2 separate regions of the Homo sapiens genome follow, and region 2 is linked to region 1. The links are chromatin contacts, found by Hi-C in ENCODE. All regions are on one chromosome and are shown on one strand. Each heading gives the region's core, a stretch centred on a gene start or an enhancer-like site at or near the end of the contact. The rest is flanking DNA. Distances are from core to core; before and after follow the strand shown.

Region 1 (4,410 bases), core at 941-3,440:
AGGAGCCAGTGTCCTGGGACTGGATGATACCAAAGGTGTTGAAGAATAAAAACAATGGGGTAATGTTTGTGTTTCTGCCTGGACAGTACTGCATAGCGGTTATGGGTGGGCTTTGGGGTCAGATGGGACCTTAGCTCTGCCACTTGCTGGTAGGTCTTCTGGCAAGTTCCTAACCTCTCTGAGCCTCAATTTCCTTGTCTGAAAAATAGAAGTAAAAGTATTAATCGTATTGATTCTTTTTTTTTTAGGCAGGGTCTCACTCTGTCACCCCAGGCTGGAGTGCAGTGGCAGGATCACAGCTCACTGCAGCCTTGACCTTCTGGGCTCACGCGATTCTCCCACCTCAACCTCTGGAGTAGCTGGGACCACAGGCAGGCAACATCACACCTGGCTAATTTTTTGGGTATTTTTTTGTAGAGATGGGGTTTTGCCATGTTGCCCAGGCTGGTCTGAAACTTCTTGAGCTCAAGCAATCCATCTGCCTCGGCCTCCCAAAGTGCTGGAATTATAGGCATGAGCCACCGCACCTGGCCTGTATTGTTCTTTTGAAGATAAAAGGAGATCACGTTTATTAAGCATTCTGCACATATGTTCACTCTTTCCACAATATTTGCACACCCAGCGCATAGTAAACACATTAAATAGTGGCTTTTATTACTATTAGCAGTGGTAGCAGTATCATAAAAGTCCTCAAGGACACCACATGGAGAGTTAGTCGGAGTCACCAGGTGTTCCAAGTTTGCCTTTGGCGGTCTCCTGCCTCTCAGCTTTCTTCGAGGTTGCTCTGGTACCTCATCACCTCCACCACCTCCTCCACCATCCCGACCTCAGCCTGGCCTGGAAGAAAGTGCAATGAGTGTGGAAGCACAAGACCGATGCTTCCACCCCAGCTTTGCCCTGCCCTGGGCCATTCCACCCTTCTGAGCCTCCATTTCCTTATCACTGAAATGGGGAGAATACTTTCTGGCTGGCTTCGTTTATTGTGAGAGTCAAGAGAATAAACGTTTGTGAAAATACTTTGAAAACAGCCCCCACCTATCAGTTCTCCACCAGGTGAATTCTCCCCTCTCATCCTCGGCACCAGCTCCTACCCCATTCCTCCCCTTCGAGTCTCTCTCTGTAGATTTTCATGGCTTTGGGCATTTTGTTCACAGCTCTGTTGACATTCCCTTGACCTCAGAATTCTGGAGGTGCCTTAATTCCGACTTCCCCTATAGACGCCTCCTCAGGGCAGGAAATATGCCTTATTCATTCATCCTGTGATTCCAGTGCCAGGCCCAGGAAGGGCACATAGTAGGAGCTCAGTCAGCGCTGATTCCCTTTCTTCTACCAGCAAATCCCAGGGATGGAGGCCTGAAAAAGAACCCAGTAGAATTTAGGGGAGCAGACTCTGTCCTCCAAGAGAGAGGGGTTGGGGAAGAAGGGAGACAGGAGGAAAGGAGGGGAGTGGCCCTTTGCTATGCAGGCCAAAGGATGCCCGCTGTCACCACACACAGGCGCAAGGTAATACCAGTCTCCATAGGGTGACATGGTGCTGACTGGTTTTACTCAGCGATCCCAAGGCTGGGAGAACCTCTGAGAGCCTCAGCAGAGGGCCAAGCCACTCTTCCTGGTAGGAAAGCAGACATTCTGCCTAAAAGGGAAGTCCTTGGGTAACAAGTTCCACTTCATCACAGCCAGGGCACTAACCTAAAACCCTACCCTCTCCTCCTCCCCCACCGCACAGGCAAACCATTTCCTCTTCTGCTGAGCTCATGGAAACAAAGAACAGCTGTCCTCTCATTGATTGGTTTAAAAATAAGAGACTCTTGCTTTACCTCCCCAACCCCCCACCCAGACCTCTGATGACCAAACATCTCAGCACAGTCCCCCTCAGGCCTCCACCCACTCCCCTGGGGACAGAGGGGCAGCCCCTGGGCCGCCCACAGGCTCCCTCCTCCTCCCTGTGGGGACCAGCCTCTGCCTGCCACTGAGCCACACCCGTCTACCTTCGGTGGGGTGACTGCAGCTGCCCAGCCACTGGCTCTTACCAGTGTGGCCTTGGCATTCACACTTTGGCCACCATAATTTTGTCTCTGCAGTGGGCCTTGCACAAGGCTGGGAGGAAACAGCCTCTGTAGAAATCAAGGTTTCCTGCTCTGTGAGGGCTGATGCGGTGCCATGGAGATACTTCCTGTGACTTTGCCAGGCAAACTGGAGGCCAGGGGAAAGATCGGGAGTGTGAAGTCCTGACTTCTCAGCTACTCAGAAACCCCTCTAAGCCTCGATGTTTTCATCTGAAAAATGACAGTGGCAAACTGCTTATAGAGGGACTGTCAGGATCAAACGAGATATGGTTATGAAGGCGCATTGAAAACGGTGCCACCATGGACACACGAGTTGCTATTTCTGCCTGCCACCTCCACAGACCCCAGTTCACCACCAGCTGCAATCTCTACAAGTGGCCCTGCCTTCCTGAAAACCCCAAACCAAGACTTGCCTCCCTGGGCATCTGAGTCCACCCCATCCTCTCTCCTCGGGCTTACTTACTCAACCTACACCACAGGGAAATGCACCAGTTGCTTAAGAGGTGTGGAAAGTTTCCTCCAGTTTTTTCCATGGTTTGTGTGCTTGTCTTACCTGTCCCGCCTCCTTCCTAGCACCGTGGGAGTATAAGCTGGCTCCTCTGCAATGGATCCGTGGCCAGTACCTCTGTTCCCTCACAGCACAGGATAACAATAAGTGTGCCAAATGGAAGTGTGCGTGTGGGAGAGGGCACACAGCCAGATGGCTCCTTGGGGCAAAGCCTTATTTCTACCACATAGGACTTTGTAGACAATCACTCTCTGGCTATAGAGGGGTTTTGTGCTCATTTTCTGTTGTGAATCAAGCTAATTTTGGATTCACTGGGATACAATAGTGAACTGAAAGGCAGCTGCCTGCAGGAGGAGCTCAGAGAACCAAGCAGAGCCAAGCCCTGGGAAGCCTTTTAGAGGAAGATTTGCAGAGAAGGAGTGTGACAGTCATAAGTGTCCCACGCTCTCAGTCCTCAGCAGGCTGTCCCTCCCAGTCCCAGGTTCACCTTGCAGAGGTGTGGTGGAGAACAAGCGTGCCCAGCAGCTTCCCGTCTGAAAGCCAACTGGCACAGCCCACCTCCAGTGGGCCACCCATGTTTCTGGGGCCAATGAGCCTCTGAGCTGGGAGGTCCTGGCCAAAGAAATGCCCTCCTGCCTCAGAGAACAGAAAGTTCCAGAAGATCCAGGGTAGCTTTATTCCTGACTTAGCAAGCAGACCTAGAAGTGGGATGGAGAAGGGCTTTTGAATCTCCCTCCAAAGGTCCAGAGAAATCTCCTTGGAAATTTGATTGATTATTGATTATTGTAACAAGAGTTTCTCCTCCCCCAGGAAGCTCACCAGAGTGGTCTTCTTCTAATAGAGGCGGAACTGTGTGATGGGTGGTCGGAGGTTCCGGCTGCTGTGCCAGACCGCTTGGGTTCAAATCTTATCTTTAACAGTTACCTAATATTCGCTGTGCTTCAGTTGCCTCATCCATAAAGTAGAAATTACAATGATATCTATCACATTGGATTGTTTTTGATTAATGAGTTACTATGTGCAAAACACTTAGGGCTCAGTATTGTTATTATAAGAAAGAACTTTACTTAAGAGGCTTCCTAGTTTAATTTCTCTACCATTATGAAAAGAAATTCTCTCCCTGATTCCGACACCTTTGTTTCTTTCTTTTTCTTTTTTTTTCTTTTTTCTTTTTTTTTTTAAGAGAAGGGGTCTCACCTTGTTGCCCATGCTAGTCTCAAACTCCTGGGCTCAAGCCATCCACTCACCTCAGCCTCCCAAAGTGCTGGGGTAATAGGCATGATCAATATATAATATATATGACATTATATATAATATATTATGTTTCTCCTGGCCTCTGAGCTCCAGGTTCAGCAAGAGGAGAATGCTCAGTTCCTTCCTGTGGACTAAAAGCCACAGGAGACATTCATCAACAGCAATGGGGTGATGAGAGCCATTTGGGAGTATTAGGAAGTGGAAGGTCTGAGAACCTTTTCAAACTAAGAAACCCACCTGGCCAAGGTGTCCCTGACTTGACTCATTCAGTCCCTATCCTGCCATATATTTATTATAACTATATTATATCCCAGAACTTTCACATTTATTGTGTTATTTAATCTTCATGATGATCCCACAGAATAGGCTATAAAGATCTTATCAGAGAAGGCAACTGGGACCTTGGGACGGGTCTCCCACTTCCTGTCCTACTGAGAAGGATCCTATCCATCTTTGCCCCAGGCCATTCCACTGAGGAAGCTGCAAGGTGGTTCCATGGAGGACCAGTTCAGAGTCCATAATAACAGGATGACTTAATGACAGGTTGAATCAGTTTGTTATTTGGAGCAGGCACTGCAGGGA
Region 2 (4,410 bases), core at 1,254-3,753, 110 kb after region 1:
TGTTCTGTTCACCCCTCCCCTAACACTCATCCCTCCACCCATTCAGAGATCAAAGTACCTCTGCTCAAGCTGGCCTGAGATAGGAGGTCGGGAGGATGTGATGGGGTGACTCAGAAGAATAGACAGATTTTCAGCCTTTATGAGGTGGAGACGCTCTCATCAGGCTTCTGTTGAATTCCCAGGGCCCCAGGAATGCCTTTATCCAAAAAGGCTCCAGATACTCACCCCAGAACTAAAGAGAATTGATTTGTGGATTCTCTGATGTTTGGATTATCTGTGACTTAGGATAATCACAAATTGGCCTGATGGTTTGTGACGCCGGTTTGAAGTGGAGGGAAGGAGGAAATATCTGAAATCTGAACCAGCTGGAGCTGGGCAGATGCTACTGATCCCAAGGTCACAGCCCTGCTGAAGGCGAAGAAAACAAGGACTCGGCAAGGCGTGGAGTGGGGTGTGGGGAGGGGGTACCCGGCATTTCACCTCTGGCTGGTGGGGCCAAGTATTCCCTAATCCCTGCCACTGCCCACCCCACCACACAGGCATCTTTGAAACCCCAGGGCTGCAAGCCCTTGTGGGCAGCCAACTGCCCTCCCCTGGGGCCACCCTTCCCCCAGCCGGGGACAGGCTCTCCAGGGCTGACTCAGTGTCCTGTGGGGTTAGTCACATTCACTTATAGCTGCAGAGTCAGAGGCCAAGGATGGAGATCCAGTCTCCAGGACCCACTCCCTGCCTGGCAAGACGTGGAGTCACCTAGCAGAGGGCGAGGGCATCCAGGGAGGGCCAGATCCAGAGGCTCCCAGGCCCTGCACTGCCACTCCCCAGCAGAGACAGCAGGGTTGAGAGGCAGCCACACCCTGGTGTCCCCAGTCCTCAGGAAAGGGAAGAGCATGCATGCTGCTGAGGGCCCTGAATAAATCACTTTTACTTATTTTTAAATTGTGAGCACATCTTACGTGCTAAAGAGTGCATAAATGTATTTGTTTAATTTGAAGAATAACTATGTAGTAAGAACCTGTGTAACCACCACCCAGGTCAGGAAAGGAAACCTCATTAGCACCCCTGCAGCCCTCACGATCACAGATATCCCTGTTCCTCCACCTAGAGGCAATCGCCATCCTAACTTTTGTACTGGCCTCATCTTCCTTTCTGGCCTTACCGCCTACGGATGTACCTTGAAGAAGGGAGCCTGGTGTTGACTGCATTTGGATTTAATGTAGATGAGACAGATGAGACGCAACATTTCTGTGTGCCTTGCTCTTCTGCTCATCACTGGGTCTGTGAGTAGCTGAAGTTGCTCATTTGACCCCATATTTTGCTTTACAGTTGCATAAACACTCCACAGTTATTTATCCATCCCACTGTTGAGGGACAGCTGTTTTCCCCCACATTTCAACAATTACAAATAACATTGCCATGAACCTTCTTCTCCATGTCTCCTGGGGCATGTGTGGGTGTTATATGAGCGGCACGGCTGGGTCACGGAGTAGGCACCTCATCCATTTTACTAGGCACTAGTAAAACTCTCACATTTTCCAGAGTGACTGCTCCAATACCAGCAATAAAAGTTCTTAATGTTCTCCCTCCTTCCTGACACATGGCATTTTCTGGCTTTCCAGTGATTCCCAGTCTTAACATTTTATCGAACAAATGAATCAATGACTAGAAATCTGGCCATATCTGCCTCCTTTGGCACACTGAGAAAGCCCATGCCCACAGCCTGCTTGGAAGAGTCTAGAAGCTTCAGAGTGCTCTCCTCCACTAGGGCATCTTCCAGATCTGCCTACAACTGCAACCCATCCCGAAGGGCGAGGGGTTCTCTGTAACAGGTGGAAAACTGAGGCCCACAGCAGGCATCAGGGGAGACGAGCTCCTTACCAGCCGCCCAACTGAGACAGGAGCCAGGAGACTTAGTGCCCCTTCCTGGGGTTCCAATGCTGGAGGACCATCCTCTGAGCAGCTCCACCCTCAGCATCTCAATTCCCTCCCTCTCTAGGGCCCTCAGCCTCATACAGCACAGGCGAGAGTCCCTGGGAACTGTGGGAGCCCAGGGAATGTGGACCCCAGAGGCAAAGCTGGGAGTGCTCACAAGGACGATTGTCCCAAACTGTCAGGGCCCCAGCACCCAGTCTGAGAAGCTCTGGGAACAAGTGGCCCCATAGACGCCAGACACACAGAGCCTGAGCTGGGCTCATTCTCCAGATAGAAGTTCTTCCTCCTATTGCCCTGACACCTGGCACGCGGCCTGCTCGATGTCCCATCTCACCCATCTGCGCCCTCCCCCAGCTGGGCACCAGCACCCTGGCTGTTGAAGGCCAGTCGGGGAGATGGATGAGGAAGTGACTCCTCAAGGGGCCCTTGTGGTTCCTCCCCCAGAGCTATTCCTGGCCTGGGCGCCTCTCCACCCTCCAGTCCTCCTGCTTGACCTGACCCCACAGCTGGGAATCGTTTGCTGGGGGTGGGGCAGCCCCTGACTATATAAGCCTGGACCTAGGTGTCCCAGGCACCCTAGAGGCCCAGGCCCCCCAACGGCTGACCCCTGCACACTCCACCCTGGCCCCCCAGCCAGTCCAGCAATGATGGAAAAAAACACCTCCGAGGGCCCTGCCTGCAGTCCAGAGGAGACCGCATCTGAATCTGCCAAGGTGCCCACAGCAGAGCCTCCCGGAGAAGTGGCAGTATCAGAGTCCACCAGAGAAGAGCAGGTGCCCAAGCCGCAGGCCCCTGCCCCACAGGCCCCTACAGCCTCCACAGCCACTAAGCCTGCACCCCCAAGTGAAGGTGACTGAAGGTGGGGCAGGGGGAGGAGGGAGGCAGGCATGTCAGGGGTGGAGGGGAGCTCTTGGCCATGAACCTCTTCATCTCCCCAGATGTCCCCAGTGCCCCACTGCTGCTGACCCTGGATGATGTGAGCAGCAGCTCTGTGACTGTGAGCTGGGAGCCCCCAGAGAGGCTGGGGAGGCTGGGCCTCCAGGGCTATGTGCTGGAGCTCTGCAGAGAGGGAGGTGAGTGCTGGGCTAAGTCTTGCATACACCCAGGGGAGGTTGTCATGGAGGGCTGCAGGGACAAGTGCACAGGCCCTGTGGTTGGTCAGTCTGGGAGAGATACAGAAGGAGGGGATGCGAGCAGTAGGCTCCTCAACCCACCCACCTGCCCTTTCTTGCTCCACCAGCAGGAGAGCAAGAAAGGGTAGGTGGGTGGGTTGAGGGGCTCCCTTGTCCTCAGCTCCAAGGAGCTTCTGAGTAAGGGAAGGGTAAGGGGACACTGGGTTCTCCTTTGGTGAGAAGGGAAGGAAGTGCTAAGTCTCAGAGGACCCCGAACTGTAGGAAGTGGAAAGGGAGGAGCTGGAGAGGGGAATGTTAGCGTAAGAGACAGTGAGGAGAAAGCGGGAATGGGGTGGGGGTGTGGGGGCCACATCCCTGCTGCCACTGTCCCCCTCCATGGCCCAAGTCCAGCCTGGCCTCTGCCTCTGCCCCTACCTTGCTGTGTGACTTTGCAAATGTGTCCAACCCTCTCTGGGCTTCAACAACCTCATCTCTAGCCACAATTTCAGGGCTCTAACATCAGGTGTCTTTGATGCCATTTGACAAGAAGTCAGGGAAGGCAAACAAGGGGAAAATGAGGCCCAGAGAGGGAGGCTGATTTCCCCAGATCACCAGCAGGAAAAGAAGCCCCATGGAGAGGGGCGCCTGTGGCCACATTGCAAAGACCTCACACTCTCTCCATCCCCTCAGCCTCGGAGTGGGTGCCTGTGAGTGCCCGGCCCATGATGGTGACCCAGCAGACTGTGCGGAACCTGGCTCTGGGAGACAAGTTCCTCCTGCGCGTGTCTGCAGTGAGTTCTGCAGGGGCTGGCCCGCCGGCCATGCTGGACCAGCCCATCCACATCCGAGAGAACATTGGTAAAGCCCATCCTGGCCTTCAGCTACCCAGCCCTTCCCAAACACCTTATCTAATGGAGAAACTGAGGCCAGCAGGTAGAGGGAACCAGGCAGTCATTTCCCCCGTCCCACGCTCACATGCACAAGCCACACGCTATCACCATCTTGCCTTAAGAAAGTTCCAGGTTCCTCAGCAGTAAGGGGCCTCTGGAGGTCTAAGAAGCCATTTCCCTGAGTGGTCCAGCCCCCACGCCTTGAGAAAGGGGCTCAGAAACAAAAGGTCAAGTTCCCTGGGTCACCTGCTCAATGCTAAGAGTCCATCTGTTCTATCTCCCATCTAATCTCAATCTCTCCAGTGGCCATAAATGCTCATTTTCTGCCCATTTCCTGTGGCCTGGGTTCCAGATTCTCTCAAAGGTCTTGAAACAGAGAGAAGGCGCTGCTTGCCCCTTGTTCCACCATGGCCCTAGTGGAAAGAAAAAGAAGGTCTGCAAAAGGCCCATGAAGACTTCTCCATTGCAGAGGGCATACC

The links. Hi-C counts contacts between places; a loop is a spot of excess contacts on that map. Pooled maps may share reads with other maps.
Region 2: a loop to region 1 is called in a pooled map, with 2.8 times the contacts of the local background. The contact joins the promoter of MYBPH here to the promoter of LINC01353 in region 1. A Hi-C loop is called at or near these places in 1 of 50 pooled maps.

What each region holds. Positions count from the first base shown.
Region 1 is chr1:203,284,932-203,289,341 of GRCh38, reverse strand. LINC01353 (long intergenic non-protein coding RNA 1353) reads right to left here and starts at 2,190. Exons shown (of 3, transcript NR_117097.1): 1 at 2,031-2,190; 2 at 1,036-1,353; 3 at 544-837. RefSeq lists an enhancer at 1,185-2,384.
Region 2 is chr1:203,173,919-203,178,328 of GRCh38, reverse strand. It overlaps MYBPH (myosin binding protein H), which reads left to right and starts at 2,503. Exons shown (of 11, transcript NM_004997.3): 1 at 2,503-2,778; 2 at 2,868-3,002; 3 at 3,732-3,899. The coding sequence starts at 2,574. RefSeq lists enhancers at 1-921, 3,839-4,368.